2 separate regions of the Homo sapiens genome follow, and region 1 is linked to region 2. Evidence: read pairs that join two places in POLR2A ChIA-PET (ENCODE). Cell type or tissue: IMR-90. All regions are shown on one strand. Each heading gives the region's core, and the rest is flanking DNA. Links, peaks and the distances in the headings are about the cores only.

Region 1 (8,333 bases), core at 96-8,095, 73 kb before region 2:
GGTGTGACTTGATCCAGCACCCAAACTTTCTCCGTGACAGAGTTTAATTCTCCCCATTCCTTGGTTCCCTTAAGTAGAGTTAGTTCTGTTCTCAGTCCCCATATGGTTAAAAGATGGCTGCCGCAGCTCTATCCCTACATCCTATCTTACTCGATCCAGTGGGATAGGTTGAGAATCTCTATCCTAGCATTCCTAGTAGAGGACTGTGGCTCACTCTGATTGGATTGGCATGGTCATGTGCCCTCCTCTGAACTAATTACTTGGCCAGGGGAATGCCATGTACTGATTGGCCTAGATGTGGGACTTGTGCTTCAAGTGTATTGAGATGTGGGAGAGATGGATTCTCCAACAAAATTAGAGCTTTTGCTAGAAGGGAAGATGGATATGGGGAGAAATATAAGTATATTCATCATAGATAGCAATGTATATTTTAGAAAATCTGCGCATTAGTGCATCAATTCTAGGTTCCTTCAGGCTGAAAGGATATTTTCCTCTTTGCTTGTCTACCTGAGCTCCCACGGACCCATATGTGTAGTCTCGTAGTATGTATCTAGCTGCAGCCATATTGCCCCACAGATGCCAGCTTCCTGGCTTGACTGGGACTGGCTGTTGGCACTGGGCTCTGCAGTGCTGTCTGGCTTAAACAGCTCTGAATCTGCATGTGAGATTCATGGGTTGTCAATTTCGGGGTCATTTGTTCCAGATGTCCAGATGAGAAAACCAAGGCCCAGAGAGGTGAAGGCACAGCCAGTTGGTGTCAGAGCCAGGATCAGAACCAGGTGTCCTGGCCACTGCCTGAGCTCTCTTCCTTATACCTTCCCCGACTCCCTGATACCATTTCTACTTTGAGAAGAGATGTTAGAGCCATAAACAAAGACAGGAGGTATATGCAGGAGGATAGAGGACTCATGATGGGAGCTCCAGTAGCAGAATGAAACCCTGTGGGACCATTCTGTCTCCAAGGGCGACCCTGAGCCTTCCTGCCCTCAGGTGCCCAGCTCAGCCTCTGCAGCAGACCTCTGGTTTCTAGAAAGTCATCAGTTATTTTGACCAGCCTTTGCATTTCTCTTCTGTGAACTGAGTGATTAGGGTCTCTAAGAGCAACCATTATCTGCACATCTTGGGAATGCATGTTTTTCACACATGCAGCCCTTCCAGAAAGATTTAGCCTGGGGATGAAGCAGACGGGTTCTACACTGAGGGCAGATACCAATCATTTTTACAATTGTTTGCAACAGGAGAGGAAACATGAGCTTAACAGTTCTGTTGTGGATGGATTTGGGGGAGAAACACGAATGAATTGTCAACAGGATGGCTTCTGCTTTTATCCTGGGATTTGCTGCCGTTCCCTGCAATCCGGCTGCTCTGTGCAGAGCCCCAGGATTTACAGACATTCTTTGCAGGTGGGGGCTTATTGTGAGGTGCAGCCTCGGGCTGGGCCGGCATCTGTGGAAGAAAATCTGTCAGTTGTGTCGAGGAAGGGAGCACACTCCTTAGGGTGGAATTTGGAACAGCCCCCTGTACTACTTCCACTTGGGGGAGGTACCCGAGCAAGGGGCTCAGACCTTAGCGGGCACATACTGGCTTCCTGAGTTGGTGTAAGCCTCCCTAATGTTTTCAAAAGCCCTAGACAGCAGTAACTGAGAGGAACAGCCTTTTCAGACTCCTGCCAGGAAAAAAAAATCATGCTCAGAAATCCATTTGTGGGGAGTTTGAAGTTTGAAGCCCTCCAGCTGCAGACGGGCAGCTTGGGTGGTCGGGCGGGGTGGGGTGGGTGTCCTCGAGTGGAAGGAGAGTGTCGCGTGGGACAGCTAGGGAGTGTGACTAGGAGAGTAGCAGTTTATTTCATAGCAACAGTGGAGTTGGCATTTGACAGACCTAGGTTCAAGTCTTGGCTCTGGCCTGAGCCAACTGCAAGATCTTAGGCAAGTGACTTAGCCTCTCCAGATCTGTTTACTTATCTGTAAAATGGAGACAATAATACCTCATTGGTTGTGAAGAAGATTAAATGAGACTATGTATGTAAAGCTCTTGGCACAGTGCTTGATACAATTAGTGGAAGTGGGGGTTACTGATATTATTATACCAAAGAGATCCCAAAGAAACACAATCCGTGCAAAACTGTGTTCTCTATGCAAATGCAGCCTCCAGACAAGTTCCTAGCCCTACTTCTAAGCAGATGGCCACCTTCAAGCCTCTGTTTATGGAAATTCTGGTGCCATCATGGATTAATGTTGGCGCAGACAATAACATTTCAAAATAATTTGCCACTTTTTAACTGTCTGGCAGATCTGGGTGGAAAAGGACCCTGGATCTATGGTGCATGCTTCTTGGTTCAGGAGAAGAAGGCAGATTGGTAGCTGGTTACATATACCTGAGTAGTAAAAGATGGCACAGGCTGAAAGACCATAGGGAAAAGCAGAAATTGGGGCCCAGAATGGTTTCCCATACCCTACCCCAATAATAATTAGAAAAGGCAGCCAAGGGGAGGAAAATCATTGAGGGCCATCCTTGGGTTTGTATGAGCCTTTGCCATTTTTGTATTCTTGACATGGTTGCTGCCCCTCAGCTGACAGTTCTACCCCCATTTTACAGAAAAGAGATGGCTAAATCGTTTATTCCAGGTTTCACGGCTAGGAAGAAACAGAGCTGAGGCTCAAATTCAGGCCTGTGCCCCGCCCTCTCCAAATACACTCTTTCAGAAACATGCCATGTCCAGGAATGCCAGGTGGATGGAGGGGTGTCCACATGTTAACATTCAGGCATCGAGAGGCTAAGAGATCTCAGTTGGGCGTGGTGACCTGGGCGTTCTTAGAAGATGAAGAAAAGTGCCTGGCAGTTTGGGGTCCCACATGGCCTGGGCATTGCAGGGCCCTGTGTGTCTGTTAGTGCCTGTGGTCCCTACTGCAGCAGGCAGTACTCGAGAGGAGGCACAATTGCTCTAGGAGACCTTTTCCAGCCAATCTCATTCCCACATTCCCTGGGCTGCCACCCTGCCCCACCTTAGGTGGATGAGACGCTGGTGGTCTTTTGTGGTGATGGGGTGCAGGGGTGTTGGGGGAATTCAGGGAGTTGGGATGTGGAGAAGCCGCCTTGGATGAGCACACTGGGGTGGTGGCAAGCTCCTTTCCCGCTTAGTGGCTCCTCTTGGCCACCACATGGGGACAAGTCCCACTGTTACCACTCTCTCTATTTTGGCAGCCTCCGCTTCATGGTACCTATTATGGTTGCAATATTGCTGTCGTTGTCTGGCTGTTTGGTTAACAGTAGTTCCCACACTAGAATGTGAGTGCCGTGAGGCCAGGGCTTGCATTCAGTACTATACCCTTAGAACCTAACACCATGCTTGGTACTCCTTGTTTAATTTATTCTTTCATTCTCTTGATGTTCATATACTGAGTGCCGCTTGTTTTGTTTTTGTTTCATGCTGGGTGCTGTGTTGGGAATGGGGTGCAGTGGTGAGCCCTGCATTCACATCCCCACTCTTTTGGAGTTTAGTCTAGTGGTATCCTGGGAGCTCAAGTGTGCTTGCTGAGTGAGTGAGTGGTTCTGTAAGTGGTCCAGGAGGCCGCCTGGTCAGGACATGGTCACTGAGGCGGAGCCTCTGTTAGCTTTCCTGGGCAGTGGGCGGCGGGACTCCAGGGCTCCCCTCCTGAAGGTGTTCAGGACCAGTGCTCTGTTTCCCTCTGATGAAGGGGGCTGGCGGGGAGCCCAGGGCTCACCAGTCCGACCTGTTGGGGTTTCAGATTTGTTCCATCTGAGCAGTCGATTAATTAGTAACTGGAGCTACCCATCATCCCTGGCTCTTGTGTGAGTTGCTGGGTGCCCCTCTTTCTTCCTTTCCATTTGCTCAAATTGAGCAGCCTGATTCTGTGATATCATTTGAAATGTGGCCAAGAAGCAATTAATGTGCTGTTTGCTGACAAAGATTTGCCGCGGCTGCAGGGGCTGGGGATGGGAAGGCCTGCACAGGATTGAGGAGATGAGAGAGCAAACAAAGGTAGGGGAGGAGGTGCTGCTACTGGTCTTTGCAAGGGTGCCAAGCCCAGGCGGGAGTGGTTCTTCTTTCCTTGAACCTTCTCTCACCCTTCCCTGCCCAGACCCGAGTGCTGCCTGCAGGGAAGGGCCTGGGGGATGGAATGGAATGGGTTTCCTGTGGCCTCTTACGATGACAATTCTGATGGCAGCTGCCAGTTACTGAGCCCTTATCTTGTACGGAGTGTGCTGGGGTCATCCCATTCGATCCTTACAGCAACCCTGAGGGAGATGTGTCATAGGCCCATTTTATAGGCAAGGGCACTAGAAATGACAGGACTGGCCCCAGGTGACCCAGTCAGTGGTGGGGTGGGATCTGAGAGACTGGAAAAGCCTGCCTGTTCAGGCAGGTGCCTAGCAGGGATGGGAAGGGTCAGCCCCTGGGCCCCTGGTCAGGTCATGGTGACTTGTGTGGGGATGAGGGGCTAGATAAATGGCAGCATTGTGTAATTGATGGCTGCCTCTAGAGGGTGGTTAATAAGAACCAGGTGGGGTGGTGCTGACCCAACCCAGTAGATGGGGCAGAGGCCCTGGACAGAATGAGGGGCTGTGGTACGCCTGTCCCCACCCTGCGTGGTTGATGCCGTGGTGGGGCCTGGGGAGTCTTTCAAAAACCCCTGCAGAGGGAGCTTGTCTGATCCAAAGAGGGGGTGCCCATCCTCTATCTCAGTGGCTTGGGCACCTTGTGCTCTGCTTTTCATCTTTCTGAATGGCTTTTCGGGCCAGCCTGTGAGGAGTCCTGCCTGCCCTGACTGTTGACTCATCCTGGGTGGAATTATGTACAGAAATTAGTCAACAGAGGCCATTCCCGGGACCACAGGCAGCTGGCTGCAGGCATTGCGCAGGCGCCGTGCCTGCTGGGAGTGTCTTTTCGGACACAGAGCATGGGCTTCGTGGGTGCGCTTCCAGGGCTGGGATTTCTGCTCATTGCAGAGCCACATAGTTGGAGGCTGATGGCCTAGCCCATTGCCCCATGCCTAGTCTCATAGAACCTGGGTGGGACAGTGAGCTCTGGTCTCTTCCAGCATGCCAGGGAGAAGTGGAGACCCTTGGACTGGAAGTGCTGGCCCCTCCTCACTCAGCCCCTTTCCAAGTACCTCATTGCCAAGCACAGTGTGGGGAACTGAGGATTCGGGGAAAATAGCACATGGGTAAGTTGTCAGCGATCTTGGGGTAGGGGTGGGAATAATCTAACATAAATTGATGTAGGCAGGAGAAGCACTGTCCCATAAGCAGATCTGTGTGTTGATTTCCTTAAAGTAATACAGACATATGGTGAAACTGTCACAGAGTAGATATTACAAAAGGGTATGTGGTGATGAGTGCACCCCCCACCTGTTTCCAGCCATCAGTGTCCCTTCCCAGAGGCAACCACTGTCACTGGTACATCAGCTGTGCCCTCCCAGAGACGTGCTCATTCAAGCACTTAGGGGTCAGTGCTTAAGCGTATATTCCATGCACCCAGACTTTTGCTTTTGTGTACATGCTGAGCTGTCCTGTTATTTCCTTTCAACATTTGGTATATCTTGGCATTCATTTCATATCATCTTATACAGAGCCACCACGTTCCTGTTAACAGCTATATATTAGTCCATTGTATAGATGGACCATACAAGGTTGTTTTTTTTTTTTTTTTTTTTGAGATGGAGTCTCGCTTTGTCCCCCAGGCTAGAGTGTAGTGGCCCAATCTTGGCTCACTGCAACCTCCACCTCCCAGGTTCAAGTGATTCTCCTGCCTCAGCCTCCCAAGTAGTTGGGACTACAGGTGCATGCCACCACGCCCGGCTAAGTTTTTGTATTTTTAGTAGATAGGGGGTTTTTACCATATTAGCTAGGGTGGTCTCGATCTCCTGACCTCATGATCCTCCCACCCTGGCCTCCATATGAGTTTTTGACCAGTGCCCTATTGATGGGCTTTTTGGCTGCTTTCTGTCTTTTGCTATAATAAATAATGCTGCTTGCTGCAGCAAATGTCTCAGTAACCATATGCACCTGGGAGAGATTCCTAGAGGTGGAAATGCTGGTCAAAGTGTATATGCACATTTAAATTGGTTTGATTCTATCCTATTGCCCTGCCAGGAGACTGAGGTGATTTCCTCCCTCACCAACGAGGTACGAGTGGCTTGTTTCCTCATATCTTCACCTACACAAAGTGCTATCAGACTCGTGGATCTTTGCCAATCTGATAGATGACAAATGGTATCTCATTGTGGTTTTGTTTTGCATTGATTTGGTTGTGCGTGGCTCGGTGCAGCTTGCGTGGTGAACACATGTGCCGTCCCCGAGGCGGGTTCAGAAGGAGTGCTGTGTGACTGGCTTGCAAGGCAGGTCGGCACTCTCCAGAGGGCTCTCACCAGTACACATGCACTCAGTGACATGTGCTGAGCGACAGGAAGGGGCAAGGAGACCAAAGGCTGGGTGAGGAGAAGCTACTGCCTGGAGTGCTGGGGAGGACGTGGCTGTGATTTCACTTGTCCATGGTGACAGAGAAACAGAGTAGCCCCCAGACCAAGGGAAGAAAGTGAGGCAGCCTTCTCCCTGCCGTGCCTGGAGGGGAGTCCCACCTGCAGCCAGGGGGATAGATGCTGCATTGTGTCTCAGAGCGTTCTCACCCTTGGGACTCCAGCTAGGGCAGCTGCTTGTGGAACACGACTCCTTTCTGAGTTGTTGGGCTCCAGGCCTGGGCATCCTCGCAGCCCACAGCGTTCTGTGCTGCAGTGCCTACAGGGTGGTACACCTCCTTGGTGTCAGCCCGATGTATGGACCTGCTCTCCCTGTTCCTGGCCTAGTGAGCCATCTCATTAAGAGCTGTCTGTTCTCTATGCTCTGCCTCCTTCCCTTTGTTCCCCATGCCCCAGTGCAAGGGCAGCCCCTCAGCACATCACCCGAGGCTCCTCTCTGACCTCCCTGGCTGCAGTCTCCCCCCAGCTCATCCTTCTTAACCACTACAGCTGCCTTGGCTAATTCCTTGCCCCTTCATGGCAGTTCTGGGTATTGCCCCTCCTGCCTAGCAGGAGAACAAAGGCCAGTAATGGTCACTTCTGTGAGTGGCCCCTGCCTCCTGCTCTGGTCTCCAAATCCAGTCTCCCTCCATATCTACCTACTCACCCTCCCCCAGACAGACTCTGTGCCTTTTGGCCTCTGTGGCCTTTGTTCAAGCTACTCACCTAGACTGGGATCTTTCTCCTCTCTCATTTTCCTCTCCACTGGAGACTGAGGTCACGGGCTCTGTGACGGAGCCATTCTCCAGTGACAGATTTGCTCTCTGCCCAGGGATTGCTCTGGGATCAGTGTCCACAGTTCCTGGAACTAGTAGAGGTGGTGGTTGTTGCAGCAATAATGGCCAATGTGTGTGGTGAGTGGCAGCGGTGAGACTCAGTAATGGGTCTGCCTGAGCACTGGTGCTTTTGGATGCTGGAGATCCAACCTCCCTCTGGAGCAAGGGTTGCCTCCCTACCTCACTCATCAGCTTTGTATGTCTTGCCTGCTGTTGCGGCCACAGCTCTTGGCATATACCCAGCACATGTGTGCACTCAGTAACTGGTGAGTGAATGGACAAGGGGATGATGAGAGCATCGAAGGTTCTGAGCAGGAGAGTGACAGATCAGAGAGAGTCACTGGTCCTGGGTGAGGAGGAACTAGAAATGAGGAATCCATTTCAAAGGCAGTGAGAGAGTCTGAGGGGAGGAGGGCCTGGGTCAGGGAGGACAGTGGGGGTAGGAAGGAGGGGCCCACTCCACCTGATGCCTCCCGGGCCTCTCTGTCCAAGTGCCAGGCACAGTTCTGTCCCAGGCTGGGCCTTCCTGAAGGCAGGGCTGCTGCTTCCCATTGGTGTGTCCTTCTGTAAAGCAGCTCACACAGGCTAGCAGACAGCAGGTGCTCAGGGGATGCTGGCCCAGAGCTGACCTGGGCCGTGACTCCTGTTGAGAACTGGGTGGAAAGGCATTCCCAGTGGGCACTCTGTCATCCTTCCCTCTCTTCAATCACAGGTGAGAGCCAGATAGAGAAAGACAGAGATGGTGGCTCTGTGGTTTGGAAGCTCCTCCCATATGGTGGACATGGAAAGTTGTTTAGTCTGTCTAATATGATGATGATGCCGATTACCATGAGCATCACTGAAGGTACTGTGTGTACAGAGCCTAGCCTGCAGTCTGGGTGTGGGGAGTGCTTAGCTAATAGAAGCTTTGTGATGGTGATGGTAGAAGTCATGCTGACAAAGGACAAATCAGAGTGAGGACAAGGCTCTGGATCAGCCCCCAGAGCACCTGCTCTGCCCAGCCCCTTTGGGGTTGCTGTGT
Region 2 (8,333 bases), core at 157-8,156:
AGTGTGTAAGTGTTCCCCTTTCTCTGCAGCAGTGCCAACATCTGTTGTTTTTTGACTTTTTAGTAATAGCCATTCTCACTGGTGTGAGATGGTACCTCATTGTGGTTTTGATTTGCATTTCTCTGATAATGATGTGGAGCATTTTTTCATGTTTGTTGGTCACCTGTATGTCTTCTTTTGAGAAATACCTGTTCACATCTTTTGCCCATTTTAAAAAATGAGATTGTCTGTTTTTTGCTTGTTCAATGTTTCAGTTCCTTGTAGATCTTAGTTCCTTGTAGATCTGTTGTCAGATACATAGTTTTTGAATATTTTCTCCCATTTTGTAGGTTGTCTGTTTACTCTGTTGATCGTTTCTTTTGCTATGAAGAAACTCTTTAGTATAATTAGGTTCCACTAGTTTAATTTTTGTTTTCATTGCAATTACTTTTGGGAACTTAGCCAAAAATTATTTGCCAAGGCCAATGGGTAGGGCCTTGCCAAAAACCTAGGGTATTTTGTAGGTTTTCTTCTAGGATTTTTATATCTGAGGTCTTACATTTAAATATTTAATCCATCTTGAGTTATTTTTGTATACATTGAAAGATAGGGATCCAGTTTTATTCTTCTGTATGTGGCTAGCCAGCTATACCAGCATCCTTCATTGAATAGGGAGTCCTTTCCGCATTGCTTATTTTTGTCAACTTTGTTGAAGATTAGATAGCTGTATGTCTGTGGCTTTAATTTTGAGTTTTCTGTTCTGTTCTGTTTGCTATGTGTTTGTTTTTATACCAAACCATGCTGTTTTGGTTACTGTAGCCTTTCAGTGTAGTTTGAAGTTGGGTAATGTGATGCCTCTGGCTTTGTTCTTTTTGCTTAGGATTGCTTTGGCTATTCACAATCTTTTGGTTCCATATGAATTTTAGAATAGTTTTATTCCAATTCTGTGAATAATGTTGGTAGTTCGATAGTAATCACATTGAATCTATAGATTGCTTTGGGCAGTATGGTCATTTTAACAATATCGATTCTTCCAATCTGAGCGTGGAATGTTTTTCCATTTGTGTCATCTATGATTTCATTTAGCAGTGTTTTGTAGTTTTCCTTGTAGAGATCTTTCACCTCCTTGGTTAGATGTATTCTTAGGTATTTTTATTTTTTGATGGCTACTGCAAATGGGATTGTGTTCTTGATTTGTTTCTCAGCTTGAATATTATTGATATATAGAAATGCTACTGATTTTTGTACATTGATTTTGTATACTGAAACTTTACTGAAGTTATCAATTCCAGGAGCCTTTTGGTGGAGTCTTTAGGGTTTTCTAGGTATAGAATCGTTGTGAAGAGTTAGTTTGACTTCTTTTCCTATTTGGATGCCTTTTATTTCTTTCTCTTGCCTGATTGCTCTTGCTGGCACTTCCAGTACTATGTGGAATAGGGGTGGTGAGAGTAGGCATCCTTGTCTTGTTCTAGTCCTCAAGGGGAATGCTTCCGGTTTTTGCCCATTCCGCATGATTTTGGCTGTGGATTGGTCATAAATGGCTGTTACTATTTTGAGGTATGTTCCTTCAATGCCTAGTTTCTTGAGGGTTTTTATCATGAAGGAATGTGGATTTTATGGAAAGCTTTTTCCATGTCTGTTAAGATGATCATATGGTTTTTGTTTTTAATTCTGTTTATGTGGTGAATCACATTGACTGATTTGCATATGTTGAACCAACCTTGCATCTCAGGAGTGAAGCCTGTTTGATCATGGTGAATTAACTTTTTGATGTGCTGTGGAATTTGGTTTGCCAGTACTTTGTTGAGAACATATTGCGTTTATGGTCACACATTGTCAGGTCTCTTTAACCTTTCATCTGGAGTGGTTATTCAGCCTATGTCTTTTATGACATTGATGTTTTCTTGAAGACCAGGTCAGGATGTAGAATATTCCAATTCAGTTTAGGTTTGTCAGATGACTGTCTGCTTCTCATTGGTGATGTTAACTTTGATTTCCTGGCCAAAATCTTGTCTGGTTACTGCACTGTATAGTTACCATTTTCCCTTATAACTAATAATCGATCTGTGGGAAGACACTTTGAAGTGCAAATATTCTGCTTCTCCTCAAAATCTACACCCCACCCCTCCTGCTGAATTTAGTGTCTGTTGATGAGTCCTGCCTCAGCCAGTCTTTACTGCATGGTCAGAACATGGTGATTTTCCAGTGCTGCTACTTTCTGCATATTTCCCGCTTAGCGTTCTTCTCTGATTTTGAGTTTTCCCGCTTTCCCTCTCTCCTTTCTTCTTTTCTCCTCCTCTTCTGCTGCTGCTGCTGCTTTATCACTATAGCCTCATTGATTCCTGTTTTATTTAATGGGCTCAAATATATTATTGTCATTATTTGTTTTGTGCTCAAATTGTCCTAGGTTTAGCCAGTGAGATCTCCTTCAGGCTTGTCTCCTGTCTGCTTTTCATGTGCCACCATCATTACTTTCAATACTTCTTTATTTTCTGGCATAAACAAGATGTTCCAGGCTTACCTTTTACCTTCCCTGACCTAGTCCTGGCATCAGCTGTTTTGCTAAGGAACTCTGGTTCCTTTAAGTGGGGAATGGTATTTAAAAACCAAGATCTAGGCACTGACTATGCCTAACACTACTGGAGTGTCATTGTCTCCAGGCTCCTTCAAATCTAGGATAGATATGTACACACATACACATATATCCCCTATCCATCCCAGCTGTGAAATATACAAGTATGTATGCATACACATACACATTCAGAGTTACACATACATATTTGAAAATGTATGTGTGTCTGTGTCTCTTTGTGTATGTATATATGTGTCATGAGTGTCCCTACTCCCATATTTGGATCTCCCCTATGTTTAGAACTCTGACTTCCAGCATTATTTCACATTTACTCAGTCTCAATCCTATACTGTATATAGAAGATTGTTTCAAAATTGGTACACCCATACTGCTGTGAGAAACAAGTCTAAGTGAAAGAGTTCACAATTAGTTTGCAGTTCTTTTTCTTCTATGCTGAGGACATATAGTCAATATACTTTGTTCAACAATTACTAGGATTAGTGCTTTCCCACATCAGTGTGGTTCTGAATTTGGGTTCATCAGCAGTTTTCTTAGGATTTATTTGCAATACAGTTTGGCTCGTTTGCTTTCAATTTGGTTTTTGTTCCCCTCATCCTTGTTTTTTGATTCTGTAGTTTATGAATATGCTTCCAAAATTAAATGTTATACAAAAAAAATACCGAGAAAAGTGTCACTTCTGTATCCCTTTCACTCTATCTCCTCCGCCATTCCCCAGAAGGTAAACAATTTTATATTTTTCTGATTTTTCCTTCCTATGTTTTTTTTTGGCAAAAATAAACAAATGCATGTATGTTTCCTAGTTTCCTCTTCTTTCTTACATAGTGCTAGTATATATTATGTATTCTTTTGAGCCTTGCTTTTTCCACCTGACAATATATTCTAGAAATCACTCCATATCAGTTCATAGAGATTGTTCGATTGTTCCATCCTTCTTTACAGCAGGAAATTACTCCATTGTATATATGTAACATAGTTTTTTTTTTTCAACCAATTTCCTGTGTTTGAGAATTTAGGTAGTTTTCAATATTATGATGTAATGAATAAACTTGTATGTATGTATATTCTTGTGGGAGGTGTATCTTTAGGGTAATTTTTTTAGAAAAGTAAGATTGCTGGATCAACTAAGTGAATATGTAGTGTTGTTAGTATTGCTGAATTCCTCTTCCTAGGGGTTATATAATATGCATTCCCACTCATGATGTATGAACATACCTATTTCCTTCCTGCTTTGCCAACAGAATGTATTGTTGGGATTTTGAATTTTTGCCAATCTGATGGATGGGACATAGTATCGTAGGGAAGTCTTAATTTACACTTCTCTGTGTGTAAAGTTGAACATTTTTTTTCATAGGTTTCAGAGGCATTTTAATGTCTTCTTGGTGAATTGTCTATTTATATCGTTGATTGTCTTTCTATAGGATTTTTTGAGGTCTTTTTTTTTTTTAAAGGTGTATTGGCTCCTTACCAGTGATACATGTAATATTCTTCAAGTTGCAAATATTTTCTCCAAGTTTGATGTTTGTCTTTTGATTTTGCTTGTGGTGGTTTTTTTTGGCTCTGAAAATTTTTAAAATTATAGTTATCAGTTTTAAAATTTGATTTCATTTGGAATTTGATTCATAATTAGAAAGCTTTTCTATACCAAGGTTATAGAAGAATTCACTCATGTTTTTCTCTTAGTACTACTGTAGTTTAATTTTCTACGCTTAGATCTCTAGTCTATTTGGAATTTATTTTTGCATAGATGTGAGGAATGGATCTAGTTGTATTTTCTCAAATGTCTATCCATACCAACACCACTTATTATAAGATCATCTTTGCTTGAGTGATTTGAGATATCATTGTTATCATATGCTAGATTTCCACATGTAGTTGGGCTTATTTCTGGTCTTTGGATTCGATTCCACTGGTCTGTCTCTTTGTGTGCTATTACCATACCTTTAATTATAGAGGCTTTGTAATATTTAAAAATACCTGGTAGGGCTGGTTCCTTCCTTAGAGCTTTGCATTTTCAGTGTTTTCCCGCCTACCAATTCTTGCAAATTAATTTTTCCATATGAACCTTACTATCAACTTGTCTGGCTACAGAAAAAAGCCATTTAGAATTTTTAAGGCATCATATTAAGTTTATAAATTAACTGAGTAATTTTATAACTGTTTATAAATTAAATTTATATCATTAATTTAATGATGAGACATCCTGACTATGAACAAGGGGTATCTTTTGCATTTATTCAAGTCAACTTTTATGGTTTTTAGGAGGGTGTTATGGTTTTCTTTGTATAGGTTTTCAACATTTCTTGTTAGATTTATTTCTGAGTATTTTATTATTTTCATTGCTATTATAAATGGAAGTTTCTTTTCTGTTTACATCTTATAATTAGTTATTATTTGTGCCTATAAAGGCCACTGACTTTTAGTGTTTATTTTATGTCCTACTGACTTGCTGAATATTTTACTGTTTGAGTTAGTTCAGTGGCTCTCAGTATATGGTTTGGGTACCCTTGGGGGTTCCTGAGATTTTACTAGTGAATTCACAAGGTCAAAACCATTTTCATGTTACTAAGACTCTCATATTTATGATACTAAGACATAATTTTCCCTTTTAACTTTCATTCTCAAGTGTACAGTGGAGTTTTCTGGAGGCTATGTAATGTGTGCTATCATAATAGATTGACTACAGAAACATGAAAATCCAGCCGTTTTCTATTAAGCTCAACAATAAAGAAATATTTAAAAATGTAAAATGTTGTCATTCTTCTCACTGAAAGTTTTTGTTTATGGTTATTTTTCAAAAATATGCATTTATATTCTTACTTTAAAATTAATATTTAACATTTTCTCAGCTTTAGTTTCTAATCTGTAAATATCAATAGATATAACCCACATAAACAAAAGCTCTTTGAGGTCCTTGATTTTTAAGAGTGTAAAGGAATTTTGAGAATAAATGTTTTGAGAACTTGTGAGTTTTATCATTTATTCTTTAGGATTTCTTGATAAATTACTGTGTCCTCTGCAATAGAGTTAGTTTTTTGTCTTCTTTTCTAATCCTCAAGCCTCCTTTTGTTTTCTCTTGTCTATGTTAGCTAATACTTCCAGCACAATGTTAATAGCGGAAAAGTGCCTTGTTCTTTCCTTTTGTGGGAATACCTCTAGTGTTTCCATATTAAGTAGGATGCTGAGGTGCTGATTGTATTGTTTTATTTACTGAGTTTCTTTCTCTATTTGATGTATTTTCATTGTTGTCTAAAAATTCTTTTGGCATTTAGAAAGGCTTATGTTTTTGATCTAGTGGTTGCCATCATATTTATACCTTTTATAGTGCCCTTAATTCTCCCCTTTCTTAAACTTTTACTATCTAGTCTGTCAGTTTTACATGATATCCTTTGACTCTCACCTGTTACCTAAACGACAATCAATGGTCATATTTTGCTTTCTCCTTTGGTACTATTTTAAGATTACATTCTTTCTACTTTGTCAGAACATGTCATATTTACAGAATCTTCTGATACCATGACCCCACCCTAGTTTTAATCTTAGCTCTGTAATTAAATGTATTAAATGATTATCGGTTCTTTTGCAGAAGCTCCCCCAGTTATCACTTGGTTGGATGAAGGATGGATATAAAATCCCTACTCACTATAAAATCCCTACTCACTGCCAGGAAGTACCTTCCTGGCAGCCAGTACTGTGAACTAAGTTTCAGACTCATGTTCATTATTTTGCATTTAGTGCTATACTTTTTACCTCTCTGGGGTGATTCAGAGTTTCTTGAAAATGCTGTTCCACTCTTACCCAATTCCGTGTGTTGTTCTTAGAAAGCCTGAGGTCAGCCTACATTTTTTATCAGAATAAAATTTGACCTTTTTGCCTGAAAGTCATGAAGATTTTTTATTTGTCATAAAAATCTAGTAGTTTTACTAGGATATGTTTCAGAGTTGTTCATTCTAGATCATTTCTCCAAGCCACACAGTGGACCTTTTCATTATGTTGATTTAGGATTTATCTTATTTCTGGAAAGTTTTCTTGGGTTATATTTCAAAATATTTCTATTTTATTGTTTTATTTTTCTTCTTCATGGACTCCAATTATACATAGGTTAGCTCATCTTTGCCTGCCTTCCATTTCAACCACTTTCGCTGATTTTTTTTAACCTCGTTCTCAATTCATTTTCATTTGGTTTTTGTTTTACTACCTTTGTAAATGCTCCCTATTAAATTTTCATTTGAACTTATTCTCTCTTGGGCACATTGTAATTTGTTCTTCATTTCTGAAATAGTTTTGGTCTTTTTCTTAAATTTATTTCCTGAAATTGATCAACTCCCATTGCATTTCTTCCTGATTTTAAAAGGTTCTCTTCTAAGTTTTAAATCTCTGATTCTAGTTTTTTTAAACAATATTCAAATACTTATTTTATAATATTTAACTCAGTTTGGAATGTTACATGACAGTTTACTTCTGCTTCATGGTTGATTTTCTTTGTGGGGGAGAATTTTAATTAGTTGAAATGTTTTGGTGCATATTTTATCTTTAAAAAAAAAAATCAGCTCCACTGATTAGCCGAGGAATACTAATAACAATGTGGAGTTAGTACGAGTTTTCCCTTTATTCCTAGGCATTTTGTGGTGAGTGCCTATTTCAAGAGTGCCCTCTTCTGTCAATATGATGAAGTGCAGTTTATTGAATGAATAGAGGGAGTAGGAGGGCTTGTCTTGTTTTCTGTCTTTTTTTTCCCCTGCAGTATGCTTAATTTCTTCTTTTTCTTTACTGCCATATCTCTAAGAGACACCTATTTTCTATTTATTTTCTTCTCTTCCCAAAAGCAGTGCTTCTCTGACATTGTCACTTCTGACCCTACTCACTTTCAAGTACCTTCCTGACGGCCATTACTGTAAACTACGAAGTTCCAGACTTATGTTCATTATTTTGCATTTAGTGCTGTACTGTACCTCTCTGGGGTGATTCTGTTTGTCTTGTTTGTTCTCTCTCCTCCTTTTGTTTCCATGGAATTTCTTAAGACTCCCGTTTCCTGCCTTCTACACCTACAGATTTCCAGTAATGGTAGGTGCTTTGTTAGAATTTGGTACTTCTCTACTGAAATGTAATTTGGAATTCATAGTATTATGTGACTCCTAGTAATGACAAAGACATGAGTCATACATAGATTTTATTTTTGCTTGTTGTTTTTTCCCCTTTGTTGATGTTAATTTTTTTTTTTAAGCTGTTTGAAGTGGTTTGGATTTAGGAAGCCACCATTACCTTTCAGACTTATTGCTCTTTAAACAGTGAAAACATTGGTTTTCAAAGGAATCTTTGTCATTTCAACAAATGCTTTAAAAATTACTTGGATTAATATAGTTGGTGTTGGTAAGACCACCGAATGTGTTGATCATGTTTTCACTTATTTTCAGTGGGAGAAATGCCCCCTGGTGGAAGATTTTAGAAATCTTTTCCTACAGGAGAGGATGCAAACCTCTCTTGGGAGAGAGGAGGCCCTTATGGAAAGAGAATTGTTTCTCTTTTAAAAAATAATTTTAATTTTAATTTTTAATTTTTATTTTAAAATTTTATTTTTTTAGGTTCGAGTGTACATGTGCAGGTTTGTTACATAGGTAAACTCATGCCGTGGAGGTTTGTTGTACAGATTATTTCATCGCCCAGGTACTAAGCCCCAGTAGTACCCAATAGTTATCTTTTCTGCTCCTCTCCCTCCTCCCACCCTCCACCCTCAAGTAGACCCCAGTGTCTGTCGTTTCCGCCT

Evidence for each region. Peaks named below come from ENCODE experiments on the same cell type or tissue, not always from the same donor. Only the 100,000 strongest peaks of a DNase experiment are listed, where the experiment ranks them.
Region 1: POLR2A ChIA-PET joins it to region 2 with 5 read pairs; 4 of 35 experiments call an interaction of 5 or more read pairs at or near these places.

Annotation. Positions count from the first base shown.
Region 1 is chr5:135,123,178-135,131,510 of GRCh38, forward strand. The region is part of intron 2 of PITX1-AS1 (PITX1 antisense RNA 1); the gene reads left to right. Among named protein-coding and RNA genes, the nearest start is that of EPIST, 87 kb to the left of the region's middle. In IMR-90, for the core only: no CTCF peak of the experiment used is centred there; a DNase peak (open chromatin) is centred at 4,834; H3K27ac peaks cover 1,068 bases.
Region 2 is chr5:135,196,521-135,204,853 of GRCh38, forward strand. All of the region lies in intron 3 of PITX1-AS1 (PITX1 antisense RNA 1), which reads left to right. Among named protein-coding and RNA genes, the nearest start is that of LINC02900, 47 kb to the right of the region's middle. In IMR-90, for the core only: CTCF peaks have their summits at 7,227 (motif pointing left) and 7,983 (motif pointing left); no DNase peak of the experiment used is centred there.